Linked DNA regions of Mus musculus: regions 1 and 3 are each linked to region 2. A link is a loop called in an ENCODE intact Hi-C map of the cell type or tissue named here. Cell type or tissue: left cerebral cortex. All regions are shown on one strand.

Region 1 (5,000 bases), 960 kb before region 2:
ACTGTTGGTGGAGATGGAAACTAGTCCTGTCACCGTGGAAACGAGGGTGGTGTTTCCTCAAAAAATTAAGACAGACAGGGTCTCTGACCCAGATGGGCTCTCTTAGGTATTCATCCAAGCCACTGTGTCGTAGGATTCACACACATTCAAGCTTACTGAAGCCTCGTTCACAGTTTAGCTAAGTTCTGGATGCAGCCTCAGTGTCCTACAGAGGAACAAAGAAAATGAGTTGTAGACAGACAATGACCGTGCTTGTTTCTGACATAGAGAAGAATAATGTTATGTTGTTTTTAGGAAAATGGATGTAAATGTAAATTATTATATTAAAAGTGAGTTAAGCTAGTTTCAGGAAGACAAATATGTTTTCTGTCATTTATGCTTCCCATTTTAAAATAAATACATAAAATCTTGTATGGATAAATGATATGAAAATAGAAGCAAAAGTAAGGAGGGGAAGGATAGGGATTACTCAGAGGGGATGGGTGAGAGAGCATTTCTGTTTTTCTGTTCCTTTTGTGTTTTATTTGCCATACTATTTTTTAAATATCTTAACACATACTAAAAAGACTATTTAAGGCACATTTGAATTATTCATAAGTACCAATGAAAACTTCAATTAGCAATCATTATTAGGTCTGATTCTTCAAAACAATTCAAATATCATGTAGTTTTAGTATTTAAAGTACAAGTAATTTGTTCCAAGTATTATTTTAAAAGTTTGAATGTGGTCTTTAAACCAAACTCCATTGAACAGAAAAGAGTGCGAACAGAACGCCCTGCCCTTTCCTCTGCTGCTCAGGATCTCTGTGTTTGGCTGTGCTCTGTTCTATTGTCCCCTTTCTCAACACAGTCCTTCCTAACGGGCCCTGCTGTGGGCAGTTCCCGCAGTCTCCTCACTCCGTGCGCACATTGCAGGAATGAGCGTTGCTCTTCTTTGTTAGAAAACACTGCATTTCTTCTGCGAGCTCTTTCCAGAGTGTTACTGTGTTATAATCTACATAATTTAACTTTTCTGTGCCTTTCTGCTCTATTTTAAGCTCCTTACAGGAAAGGATGGTGTGTCTAGTGCTCTACTGCATTCCTAGTACCCAGTATAGAACATAGCACATTAGAGTTCAGTAACTCTCTCTCTCTCTCTCTCTCTCTCTCTCTCTCTCTCTCTCTGTGTGTGTGTGTGTGTGTGTGTGTGTGTGTACATGCACTTCCTGTGTATGTCTTTGGATAGGCAAGGGTGATGTTGAGTGTCTTTCTTGAATATTTTCTCTCTTACTTTAAAAAATATTTATTTGTGTTTTTAATTATACGTGTGTACGGGCATGCACATGTGCGTGCAGGTGCCAATGAGGCCGGAGACCTGCTGGAGTCTTTAGTTGCAGTTTATTTGTACTGTGTGGGTGCTTAGAATCCAAATCCAGACTTCTATGAGAGCAGTTCCTCACTCTTGAGGTCTCAGCCATCTGTCTATCCCCCTCTATCTGTCTTTTGAGACAAGGTCTATCATTGAGCCTGAAGCTTGCCTCTTTGAATACATTGGCATGCCTGGAAAGCTCTTGGGATCTTCCAGCCTCCACCTCCCCAGTGTTGGGATTTCAGACGAATACGCAGTAGCTTGAGTGTAGTGCATCTGAGCTCAGGTGCTGATGACTGCGCCAAGCACCTTGATGACAGAGCAATCTTCCAAGCTTAGCTTGTTGTATGAACGAATGAACCCATTCTGTTTCAGAGATGCCAGATGTGTTTTCTTTTTTTTAATTACTACACAATTGAAAATCAGTTGGGAGAGGATTAGAATGTGTTGTGGGTTATTTCCTATGTGGAAAAGTGCAGGTTGTGATTTCCTTTAAATGCTAACATTTGGGGGTGAATTTGCTTCAGTTTATCGACCGTGTTCTTTTAGTCTAAGCTGACGTTTTTTGCAACCATCGACAGCGTTCAATAAATGCAGTAGACTTGACTATGAATCTATGTAGCTAGCTATGTAGATGTGTAAAGATGACATGCTAACTAACCTGTAAAGTCCTCTTTTGTTCATCCACGGAATGGGGATGGTCAAGAGAATAAATTAGATAGTACACATACAGTTTTGAGCACAGAGTCAAGGAACACTGTAGACATCCAGTAAGTCTTAGCAGTTATTGTCAGTATTACTAATGTCTTCATTTCTAAAGTTGCTTCCAATTTTCTGATACTAATTTTCCTCAATGGCCACTAGGTGGCAATACGGTTAGTTGAAAATACACCGTGAGGGCTTTTCTTTCTACCAGTAAAAAAATCTGTGATGACAGGTAATTTCAAGCACTTTGTCTTAAGCTGCGACTTAATGGCTAAGAGGTTTGCATTATTTTGTATTGAAAAATGCTGGAACAGATCCTATTTGGTTCAGCTATATTTCCATTAAGTTCCCTCCTCCTTTTGCTCTTCCTCTAAATGGGAAAATATTGCTGAGTGTTCTGGATGGCACCGTTAACTCTACAGCCACACGAGCCACCCAAAGCTTGCAAAACACTGGGAAGGATGTCAGTTCTGTATCTCCAGTCTACTGTACTGAAGGGATCACCAGGCCAAACTCCACAGTGACTCAGAGGCAAGGCCATTGGACTGCCTTAGATGGAAGCTAAAGACAATTAGATAGTTCTCAGTGTGAAATGGATAAATTCATAAAGAGCCCGGTGCACCAACAGGAAACTGTTCCCCACCATGCTTAGAGATGCTGCATTGAGGGAAAGAGGCTGTTGTGACATCTGTGGAATGCAATAAATAAACAACAAAATACAAATATAAATACTGTCCTTATTGACAGCGCGATAGATGTGAAAATTATGTCTTACCTTGTAGGTTATCAAGGTATTATTTCATGACTGTTATCAAAGATGTGTGAAAGATCTATTAGAAAAGAATAACTTAGCTGTTAAGGAAATTTGGAGGGGTTGAGTGTCTTAATATAGGATGAGTTGTCAAATTCACCCCATTATACTTTAACCATGGACTCTACAAAGGAAACAAACGTTTCCTGCAGATGGCTAAACTAGCTATGGTATCCACAATGTGGTATATACTCAACAAATGTTGGTTATACAATGATAAAATATCCAATAAATTATAGCAAGTAAATGGATCCTGCTGGGAGTCATTGAAAGGAATTTGCAACTAGCATACCGTGTTCTGCTCATATGAGGATCTTATCTGTGCCAAACACATGAAGATGTGAAATTCAAATAAAAATATCGAAAGAAGTAAAAGAAAAAGTCAAGTTTAAAAATAAAGCAGAGACTTCTACGAGTCAGAAATGAAACATTGGAATCTGGGGAGACTGTCTGCCTTCCTTCGTGGGAGTAAAGATGGGTCCTGCTCCTATGACAACCGAAGTAAACAGAACCCTGTGAAGTGCAGCTTTGGGCCCTGGCCTGCTGCTCGCCCTTAACCCCGATCTTTTCCAGAATGAGTAAGAAGCCTACTACAGTCGACATGCATAGCTGTTTTCCTCCTAAGTGCAGGGAATTGCGTTTCATTTTCTTTATTTTACAAAGCATATTGAAAAGGGAACTAACTATTACTCACGGAAATGATTCAGATAGGGCAAGCTCCCAGACACTATGAGAAAAAAAAAATAATCCCCAAATCTAGGCTAGAAATAAGTTAAAAATAACCAAGAGCTGTGGGAGACACTTGCCGCTGTTGGTGTCTGACCTATGAAACAAAACCGAAACCACGAGTTTGCTTGAGGTGCGTGGAATCAAAGTGACGGGAACCAATTACCTGGTTAAGGGTTTTATAAAGTTTTGAAAGTTCTTCTCTAAACAGTCAGACAACAAATGTTTTAGGTTTTGTGAGCCATATAGCCCTTCTTCAAACTATAGTGACAAAGCAGCCATAGCTCTGCCTCTGTAGAAATAAACCATGTCCCTTTGTCTTAGTGAAATCTTACCCCCTCAACGAGATTCATAGAATGAGCTGTAGTCTACTAGTTCTGTCCTGTAAGTCGGCTTTTCCCATGATGAGGATAGATGATGCCAGCTTTCCTACATTCTTGAGCTGGGGCTCTTTTCCCAGTAAACAGACACCGTGATTAGCCTTTTATAAGCCTCTATGCTGGCCAACTTTATGAAGAATACTTCTTTTCCTTAGATATATCAGCTCCTCGAATTAGTCTGGAGCCAGGTGCTGTGGGCTTTGTCGAGTTTCTATTTTCTTAAGGTGACTCTGCATATCTCTGTTTCAGTTCAGTGAGAGTTTATTACCCTGACTACATTAATTTCCCAGTAACGTGCTGGCATGTAGCCCCTTACTTCCAAGTTTTCTAGAGATTTTTTTCCATTTTAGATTGTATGCCATTCCTCATGTTGTGGTTCAAGCAAAGCAGTGTAGCAATTGGTGTTTGAGTTGCTTATCTTTCCCAGTTAATAATTCCAGGTAAATTGGTCAGGCAAACGTTATATGCCCCAGTACAGGGGAATGCCAGGGCCAAAAAATGGGAATGGGTGGGTAGGGGAGTGGGGGGGGGACTTTTGGGATAGCATTGGAAATGTAATTGAAGAAAATACGTAATAAAAAAAATAAAAAAAATAAAACACTAACAGCAACATAAAAAAAAAATAACTCCAGGTAAATAATTTCTACTTTTTAGTGGAGTGGAGCCTTACTTGCATGCATCTGTAATACAGATATACCTTCAACTGACTGCAACTTTAAAACAAATTCACATTTAAAACCTGCCCCCCCCCCAAACCAGCCCCCAGGAACTGGTTCAGTTTCTGCTCTGACTGGTGGCTGACTGAGTCTTGTATGACATCGTTACCTCATCCCTTTTCTGTGGGAGCGATCATTTCCTGACTCAAAGAATATGGTGGTTGAATTTAGTGACCGGCATCTGAATGTGGGAACAAGTCTGAGCCCAACTGAGTCATGATATGAATTTCAACAAGCTCTCTACATGATTCATCATTGTTCAAGTTTGAAAGTACTTTCTCTGGCATGTATTGTTCCTTAATACTATTTTTTTT
Region 2 (5,000 bases):
TCCCTTGCAGGCAGCTGTGGTGTTTACAGCTTGCCTTCTTTGGGGTTCTCCTTTTAAATTCTAATAAATTGTGCTGAGTTTCTGCTTTCTTTGTTCTCCAGCCTATCCGTGTCTGTTCTTAATTTTTTTTATTAATGAAACTAAGAACCCCAAAAGAGGACCCTCAAATCATAAAAGGGGACTCTTGCTCTGCTGAGACTCCCCAGTATTTCTTTCCTGTTCCCCCTCAACACACAAATTTAGACATATTTGGAGATGCTAAGATATCAAAGGCTACTTTGGATGCAAAAGCCCCATCTTCTAAGTGTCTAAAGTGAGGTTATGACTGCCTCAAGGCATGGTTGAGGGGAAGGTTTTTATTATAGATATGAGAAAGAGAAAAGTTAGAGGCATCTGGAAGAGTCTAGAGCAGGAAAAGAAAGTAGATTAAACATGGCTAGAAAACTGAACTGGACCAGGAGAAGAGGAAACAGGGATTGAGTGAGAGAGAAGAGAGCAAAGAAGAGAAAGGGCCAAAATGACCAAGAGAGCAAAGAGAATGTGTATGGCCAAAATGGCAAGGTTATATGGGAATAAGAAGCTGGTGGAAGAGTGTTATGGGTCTGGGGTTGCTCAGAGATTCACCATGACCATGAATAAATTTTAACAAATGAGAGGCTTTATTGTATACTGGTGCCTGGTCTACACGAGGATTCTCAAAATGCAGCACTTATCCGTATTTACCCTGGGTTTATAATGGCAGAAGCCATGAGGCTTTAGGGGTGTGGAACTACTTCTCATCCTGCATGCCTTTTACAATAGACACCCTGTAGATGCCTCAGCCATCTCCGGCAAGCAAGCAGTTCTAACAGAAGCATCACTGGGATTAGTTCCCAGGACCCACTGTCTTTCAAGAACAACAGAGGCAGTAGAATTTACAAGGATAGGCAGTTTCTTAAGATTTGCTCAACTATCCCATTCTGCAAAGTTATCTATCTTGGGCAAGTTCACCAACAGGAAACATTTCACAAACGAACACATTACAAGTTGAAGTGATTTCCTCATGGATTCTTTCAATACAATGGTGTTGAAGTTTTGAACTTGTTATTCTCTATCATAGAGAAGCCCATGAGCTGGAACAGTTTAGGGTATGGGTCAGGGTAAGGAGAGGAGGATGCCAGCCAGCATGAACTCTGTAACAAGTACTTGAGATACTGAGAGAACCTGGAAGCCATCATCATATGCTTTGTGTGCTGATTGGCATCGGAGTTAGACATTTGTTCCCAGTTTCTGATGGACCTGACACTAAGTTCCACTATGGAAGAGAAAATTATTTAGTAGCCATTCTCCTAGAGCCCCAGAAAACAGGAACCACCATCACTATCAACCATCACCCCACTTGCCTGTTAGAATTAAATCAGCAAAACATACAGTTGTGTTCCGTTCAGCAATTTCTAAGGTCTTCTTCAAGTGTTGCATCCTTGAGGCCTCTGCCACCCATTCAGGCCAACATTTGAACTTTTTTCTTTCCCATCCTTTTCTCTCTGCCCAGTCCTGCCTCCTTCCCCTTCCTTCCCGTTCCCTGCTTCCTCTCTCCTTCCTTAACCTCCCTTTTTTCTTTTCCTCTTCTCTCCTCATACCATCCACAACTGTCCTCCCTACTGGCTTTTCTCAGGAGACAACACACTAGGCAGCTCCTGAGCCAAAATGCTTCAATCCACCATTATACTGCTGAAGCATTCACTAGCTCAAATGTCAAAAAGGTAGATGTTGGTTTAAAAAAAATACTTATTTGCTTTGAAAATTAACAAGATGCACACATAAGTACTTGGCAGATGCTCTGCCGCAGTGCAGTGCTCAGTGGTTTTTATCTCTTCATTTCATTTCATTTCTAATCCTTCCTTTCCTCTTCACCTAAGCTCAGTGATTTGTTCTGAAATGCAGCATCATGGTGCAGTGGGAGGGGGTGCCTTAGTGAGCCCTTTTATAGCAAGCCAGGCTTGTACCTGGCTGTTGCTAGGTAACTGTTAGGAGGAGCCTAGAAGAAATGCTAACACTCAGAACAAAGGGAATCTAAAAGGTGAAGACCACAGTAACATCACCATGACTCTTAAAGAATTATGCCCTCTGTAGTCTAACCTTAATATCAAATAACTAAAATTCTTATTTAGGTCCACTACACAATGGCTACTCGACTGACCAATCTAGATTTTGTGATCCTGTATGAAGACATCTCTCTACTACTATAAAAGTTAGAACTAGACATTCTGATGAAAGCAAGGGGTTTGTTTTGTACGGCCTTGGTCTGGTTGCAGACATTATTTTGTTGTTGTTTTGTTCTTGGAAAATATCAAGTATTGGAAACAATCATTTATGAAAATTAACCAAACATAGGTGTGGCAGTGCTCAGCTGTAATCCCAAAACCAAGGATACTGAGGCAAGATGATTGTGGATTTAAGTCCACCCTGGGCTACTAATAATACCACCTCTGCTACTGCCTCCTCCACCTCTTTCTCCTCCTTCTCTTCCTCCTCCTCTCCACCACCACCACCGCCATCATCATCATCTTTCAGAAATTTGTAGGAAATTAGTGATCATTACAGTAGTGTGGTCAGATGGAGAAGACTCCATATTCTTTGTGATTAGTACAGAAATTGAAAATGCTTCTAAACATTTCCATCACTTTGGTATAATCCCAACGGACAAGCTCATGAGAAGTGGACTTTTCTTATTTGAGAGACCAGCAGTTCAGAAGTCCTATTGAGTTGCACGAGGCTGGAGCTGCTTATTAGTAATGCGCAGAAGGGTTCGCATGCTAGGCAACTAAAGACTGAATGGAGAGGGGTAAAGGACTGGCCCTCTACATCAAGTAGATTAAAAATCGTGTTCTATGTTGTTGAATAATTGATCTGTCAATATTAAAGAGTTCATTTTTAAAAGGGTCATTTAAAAGTAGAAACATCAAATGATATGTGTATGTTTCTCATGAAAAACATTGTAAGACATGTTTTCATTTTTGCCCCTCCCAGTCAGTCCTCTGGCTAAAGGATGTGTTGGCGCTAAACCATCAGCTTTGAGAGCACTCTGCCATCTTGTGGTTGTAGTCTGTAACGGATTGTCTTAGCCCAAAGAGTTTAGATAATCTTAGCCACAGACCAAATACTTCAAAAAGGCCACTTTCAAAGAATGGAATGTACTGTGGAAATAGGAAAGAAAAATAACTTCCCATGTATCTTCATTTATTTGTTAGTTTAACTACTTTTGAGACTCTGTATTTCAGACTGGCCTGGTACTCTCGGTATAAAGAAGGTTGGCCTCAAACTCAGAGTTCTCTCTGCCTTCCCGGGTCTGGGATTAAAGGCGTGTATCACCACGCCCGGCTCCCCAGAGCTTTAAACAGGCTTCAAGACCTTAGAAATGTCTGCTTGACATCGGTATGCTCTATGGGTGCCTTTAAAATGAGTCACTTTGCATTGCTGTATGGTAGGAGCATGGGAGATTTGAGCCCCATCAGAGAGTACCAAAACATTCCCATTCAAATTATGAATAAGTAAGGCTATAGGTCCCAACACACTAACTTTGGCTGGATTCTAGGGAATAGGAAAGTCTCTGCAAGACGACCCAAGACGACTGAGAAAGAAAAACTACAAATCCCAGAAAGCTCAAGGAACAACCTAAAACTCCCAGCATGCCTGAGGGACAACACGGCGGCTGCGCAGACTGGCGCGCGGGTGCTCCTGGGATGTCAGCATGGCGGCGTTCGCAGATTTGGATTTAAGAGCGGGCTCAGACCTGAAGGCTCTGCGCGGACTCGTGGAGACTGCTGCTCACCGTGAGTCTACTGGCTTGGCTCTGTCCCCCACACCATCCAGCTTTGTTTGGTAGTTTTTTCAGGCCCCATTCCGGTCTCTCGTGTGATCTGCCTGACGTCCCTAAAGGCAGAGAATAGCTGCAGTATCACCCGGATCCCCTGGGTGAGAAACTCGGGCTCTTGACAAAGCTGTTGTTGTTTGTGTTTGCCCAGTCATTCGTGCAGAGGGAGAGAACGGAGGCCTAAGGGGTCGAGGCATTGGCATGGAGCCTGCGAGCTGATGAATGATAGGAACAGGGACTGGTCCCCTCAGCCAGTGCTTTTGGTATCAGCCCCTTTTGAGTCACACGGCATCTGTCAAATACAGAAAGCTGGGTCTCGGGCAGGAACTGCTGTGGGAGCTTAGAGAATGGGAAGGGCGTTACCTTATTTCTCTCGAGCATCTCAAGTGCCTTAAGGATGAACGTTGATCATGTGAGCTCTCACCTGGCATAGGGCCTGCCAAATAATAGATTCTCAAATCCCTTCGAGAGGAAGGAAAGTAGGGCGTTATTGGGCTGACTGGGAAGACGAAGGGCCGCTATTTTATCATTACCATGCATTATTCTTTTAATATTAATACACTATTATCCTGTCAGTATTTTAGGCAACTTAAAGACAAGAGTCGTGATTTAAATGTATTGGGGACAGGGCACTTGTCTGTTGTGATGGTAAGACAAGCCTGTAGTGTCCCTCGTCTGTTATTGTAGAGTACCTCAAAAGAGATGTGAGGGAGTCATCACTCCATTGCTCCGTAGGAAAGGGAGCAAATGTGAGGGGGATCGCAGAAGAAAGAAATGATAACAAAGGTGACAGAAAGACATAAAACTTGAGTCTTTAGCATTGTGTTAATATGAACCACAGCCTAAATATGTGCCTGGCTTCTAAATGTGGCAGCTAAATATGTGCACTCTTCTAAAATACTGGTGCTGTTTCACTTCATTTTCATGACACTTGAAAGTCCTGTCTGCTGTTAACATCATGGGACAGGTGAAGAACCTGAAACTTCACCTTAAGTCACAATAAACAGTAGGGCTCAGGATCTGCCTCCTACCCCACCCCCTTATTTTCCAGGTCTCGGAATTGAATCCAGGACTCTGTGTATGCCTAGCAAGCATCCTGACACTTAGCTACATCCCTATTGTCATGCCAGACTCTTGAATCTCTTAT
Region 3 (5,000 bases), 1.1 Mb before region 2:
AGCCAGGTTGGCTTAGGACACACCATTCTCCTGTCTGTCCTTTCTCAGCTTCCCAAAGGATGTGATTACAGATCTATACCTCGGTAGGATGGCTTCTTAAAACTATATGGAGTTTTCAGATAAACTACATATTGTTACTGATGATGTCTAGTAGACTAAGGGATTTATTGGCACGCCCCCCACCCTGGCCCGTAGCCCCAGTCATGTACATATTGTCTGTAGCACCTTTTGTGCTGTACTAGCAGAACTGAGTGGTTATGATAGAAACCCTATGGTCTGCAAGGCTTAAAATATTTACCATCTGGCCCTATGTAGAAAGTTTGCCAGCCACTGCAACTGACAGTGCAGCAGAGATGCCAGTTGCTAAGTGCAGCTTATCCAGGACAGTGCCAAACATCTTATGTTCATTACCAAGCAGTCTTTCCTGCCATATTTTGGCATTCCGAATTAAAAGGTAGTGTTGACAGTGCTCTTAATATATAGCTTGTGTCCTGTACATCTACTACTTATTTATTTATTTTATTAAACATAAACATGTGGTATTATGTTTAAGAGCAAATTCTGACAAAGCAAGAGAAAGGTCTCAACAATATTTCTTTTAATCTAAAATATCATTAAATTCTGGCTGTTGGTAATACTTGATAATTTGTGAAACTTTACTTTTCATAAAACAGGAAAGCTCTGCCCTAGGGTTTCAGTATTCCAAGTGTGGTGATGGGTCAGCATCAGTATCACTATGCAGTAGTGTGTGTGTGCTTGTGTGTTCATGTGTGTGTGTGCATGCATGTGTGTGTGTGCATGTGTGTGTGTGTGTGTGTGCATGCACGTGTGTGCGTGCATGTGTGTGTGTGTGTGTGTGTGTGTGTGTGTGCAGATATATATGTCCTCCCTAAGGACAGCTCTAGGGAGTTAGTTCTCACCTGCCCCCTTGTGGGATGTGGAACTGGGAGTCATGTCATCAGGCCTAGGACCAAGTGGCTCTTCTAGCTGAGCCATCTCACTGGCCCATCTTGGAGTTTTCAAGAAATAGAGAATTGTGGGCCCTCTCTTAGACTACTTGATAAAAATCTGCTTTTGAACTATATCATTCAGTGAATGACAGGTGAAGTTCAGAGGTGCATAGCTCAAGGATTAATGCTGCCCTACCTAAGGTGAAAATGCAAAGAATACTTGTTTATTATTATTTACAAAATTTGGAGTACCATATTGGTTTAAAAAAATAAAATGTACAAAGTTACCAAAATACAAATATCTTACCCTGGCCCCTGCCCAACCCCAACCCACTCCTCATCTTAAGATAATCACTATTTTGATTTCCGACACCAAGAATGTCTGCAACTGTATGTATTCACTGCCGAACTTCATCTGGGTAAGCCTACATTTGTGATACCCCTGTTCTAAAGAGTTATACCTTTTTGGTTTCATTACAGTATTGCATCATAAGAGCGTATAGCATGATTGATCCATCTTACCACAAGTGGGCATTTAGGCATATATTTTTCCCCACTATTTATAAGCAATGATGCCAAATAAATATTCTCTGCATATGTATAGGAGGACCTAGAAGGTGAAATCGCTGAGGCATAACAGTGCTCAAATTTAACAGCTACCACTGAACACTTTCCCAGGCTGACTGTACCAAATTTCATCCTCACCAGTGGAACATGGGAGTGGCATTTGCTCAGCATGGGGTAGATAGTCTGAAGATGTTTCAGATTATATATTGTGGTTTTTTTATCTGCAGTGCTTTGATCACTGATAGTATTTCATTATTGTGTGTGTGTGCATGCTTTTGTATGTGTGTGTATGTGTATGCGTGGCATGTGTGCGTATGTGTTTGTGTGATATGAGCACATATGAAGGTGGAACCATTTTGTGGATTCAATATCCTCCTTCCACCTTTGCATGGATTTTGACAGTTAAACTCAGGATACCAGGCTTGCCTGGCAAGTGCCTTTACCCACTGACCCATTTTGAGAGCCCCGTGACAGCCTGCCTTTCAAACTCTAATTAATTTAAAAATTATAATTCATTATTATGTGTATGGGATTTTTTCCTCTATGTATGTCTGTGGATCATGTGTGTTCAGTGTCCATGGGGACTAGAAAATGTTGTCTGGTCCACTGAGAATAGTTACATACCATTGTTAACTGCCATCTGGGTGCTGGGAATCAAACCCTGGTTCCCTGGAAAAGGAAGCAGTGCTCTTAGCTGCTGAGCCATCTCCCCAGTCCCCTTATTATCTATTTGAATCTTCTGGACTCTATGTTCTGGATATGAATTCTCCAGCATTTATGTATGTTGTAAAAACAAATCATATATTCCTTTTCACTAATTTCATGACAAATTTTTTTTTTTAGGTTCTCAGAATATTCAGAACTACCTAATGCCAGCTATCTTTTTAATATATAAAATCATATATGTGGTAAAATAAAAATTTTATAGCAGTAATGCATATGTTATGATGAGGACTGAGTCACTAATGATCAAAATTGTCTTGATAATACTGACCATTTTGAATGCAGTTTCATTTGAAATGTCTCCTAGAATATAAAATATAAGTGCTCATGAAACATAAACTATAATGGTCTCTGTGTCTTGGATATGTTTTGCCCTCAATATTATCAACTGTGTGTCTGATACACCAGTATTAAGTATATCTCTAATCAGCTGGAAAAAAGCAAGATGAGAAAGAAGCAGGTTACATAAACCAAGTTTAAAAACTCCATTTTATTACTGTGTGCATATGTGTGTGAGCATAGGGGTCAGAGAAGACTTCTGGGAAGTGATGCTCTCCCTCCACTGTGGGATGTGGAGATAAAACCCAGCTTGTCAGGACAGGATTTTTATTCATCACCTCATCTTGTTGACCCCACAACTCATGTTTTAATCCTGGCCCTTCTCATTGACTGGACCCAGAAGGAGCAAATGACAGTGCAGCCTTAACATCATCCACCAGATGGAGACAAAGCACTGTTTGCTGGACTCTACATTTGCACCAATTCTAATTTATGTAACATACCAACAGGGCAAAAATACGGGAAGGAAGGTAAAACTATCTTCAATACTATTTCTTTCCATACCTGGTAATTCTTGTTACTACTGAGGACTATTCCTGGAACTAATTTTAAAAATTGTTTGGCTAAAATAAGTCTTAGTCACCCGAAAGCCTGTACTGGGATCTATATAAACATCAATTCTCGTTTTAACTTGTTTGGATGAAATAGAACATGGAAACGTGAAGAGTATCATTGCTCATGTATTACGCAATAGTAAACTTGGAAATATGATCACCTCAAGAAATCAGAAGCTAGCAACCAGGATTAGTACAAGTACATTAATTAGCTTAAGACCGTGTTCTTGATGAATATAAGAAGCATGTGTGGGTAACAATGTGGGTCAGTTTTGATCTGAAGTACGGCTGTGATTACCAGTTTCTTGTCTCTTTTGTCCACTTCCAGCATAAAAGTAAAAGCCACAAACGCAAGGCTTGCTTCTCCCCCACTTTGTAAGTGGCCACAGCTAACGCTATGTAGGTGGGGGAAAAAATCACTGTATAAAAATGGCAAAACTTTTCGCACCAGAACTTTTTCTACCTTGCTTCCCTGTCCATTCTTCTTGCTCCATCCCCCTGGGAACATGGGCTTTGGAGGTGCAGCAGCCATCATTATCCCTAAGCTGATAAGCATGAGGATAAAGGTTATTGTAACAGGATAGCATAGAGGCCAGGCAGGGTCCCTCCTTTGTGACCACGTGGAGCAATTCCTATGCCAGGGAGAGACTGTCTAGTTCTGACCTTGTAAGGAAGCAGAAAAGCTTTTGTTAATCAAACTTGTTTAGGGATAAATTATTTCCTGGTCTACCTATCATTTGAGAGTTACTACTGTAAATATGTTTGTAATGTTGAGTTTAGATGTTGGCCTTTGTAGCCAAACAAACCCTTTCGATGAAGCTAAGACTTTGGAAACTCAACATCCTTGCTTATTGCTCTTGTTATTCCTAAACGGCATGAATTAAATGCTTGACAGTAAATATGAGGCTATCTGCCAAATCCTTCTGCCCTATTGACACTTCTGGGCCAAAATGTACATTTTGACATTTCACCTTATTACAGAGAGATTTTGTTGTTGTTGTTTTAACAGAATTGTGCGTGAAAATGGAAGCTGCCCCGTTACCCTCCTTGACACAGCCTTCGATTCTTCAGGGTAGAGAAGTCAGGGCTCATTGATCACTGCTGTTGACAAATGCACATGATAATGAAGAAAAAACTGGAAGTGAAATAGCAACAGGCAATGAAGTGTTGACAAGAGGCTTAGTTTAAAAAACATGCCTAAGTTTTCATCATGCACGATCAAACTCAGGACTGGAGGCAGCACTCCACCAGTTACATCCACAGACCTCTAAAAAAATTCATTTTGTGACAGGTTCTTGCTAAGTAGTTACGTAGGTTGGCTTCAGACTTGAGACCCTCTTAACTCAGTTTCCGTTGTAGCTGGGATTATGGGCACGAGCCACCTCACACAGAGTTCTATGTTTTGAATAAGCAGAATGGTAATTTCTATGAATATTCAACAAACAGAATAGTCAGAATAATAGCTGTTCCCTGGTCCACCTCAGGAGTATTTTATCAAATGCATGAGCTGTTCATAGAACTGGAAATTGAGAACTCGCTTTCAATGGGAGGGATGGAGGGATATATATTCATATATATATATTCACATTAAGAGAGAGAGAGAGAGAGAGACAGACAGATAGACAGCATATGATGTCACAGTGTAAAAAGGAAGGCTGTTTCTGTAATAAAATATAGAAATGTATCCCTAACCCCAGGGGTTCTACCAGATGGGGTTCTGCCCCATGATTGGCCAAGGGGATGATGCTAATGTACTTGAAGAAAGCCAAAGGAATTTGTGTATTTCCTACACATCCCTTTCTGAAGGTGGGTATTTGGAGAAGGGAATTCTGCTTTGTGCATCTGTATGTATATATAACAATGCTTG

The links. Hi-C counts contacts between places; a loop is a spot of excess contacts. Peaks named below come from ENCODE experiments on the same cell type or tissue, not always from the same donor. Only the 100,000 strongest peaks of a DNase experiment are listed, where the experiment ranks them.
Region 1: it touches region 2 in a loop (4-fold over the local background); 19 of 42 quality-filtered maps call a loop at or near these places.
Region 3: it touches region 2 in a loop (10-fold over the local background); 30 of 42 quality-filtered maps call a loop at or near these places.

What each region holds. Positions count from the first base shown.
Region 1 is chr19:35,123,289-35,128,288 of GRCm38, forward strand. No RefSeq gene overlaps it. Among named protein-coding and RNA genes, the nearest start is that of Gm31568, 26 kb to the right of the region's middle. In left cerebral cortex, a CTCF peak has its summit at 2,208 (motif pointing right); DNase peaks (open chromatin) are centred at 906, 984, 1,038, 2,292 and 3 more places; H3K4me3 peaks cover 280 bases.
Region 2 is chr19:36,080,007-36,085,006 of GRCm38, forward strand. It overlaps Rpp30 (ribonuclease P/MRP 30 subunit), which reads left to right and starts at 3,710. Exons shown (of 11, transcript NM_019428.3): 1 at 3,710-3,812. The coding sequence starts at 3,731. In left cerebral cortex, CTCF peaks have their summits at 3,085 (motif pointing left) and 3,925; DNase peaks (open chromatin) are centred at 3,061, 3,689 and 4,047; H3K4me3 peaks cover 1,368 bases; H3K27ac peaks cover 428 bases.
Region 3 is chr19:34,990,384-34,995,383 of GRCm38, forward strand. No RefSeq gene overlaps it. Among named protein-coding and RNA genes, the nearest start is that of Mir1950, 27 kb to the left of the region's middle. In left cerebral cortex, a CTCF peak has its summit at 2,960 (motif pointing right); DNase peaks (open chromatin) are centred at 265, 2,965 and 4,418; H3K4me3 peaks cover 508 bases.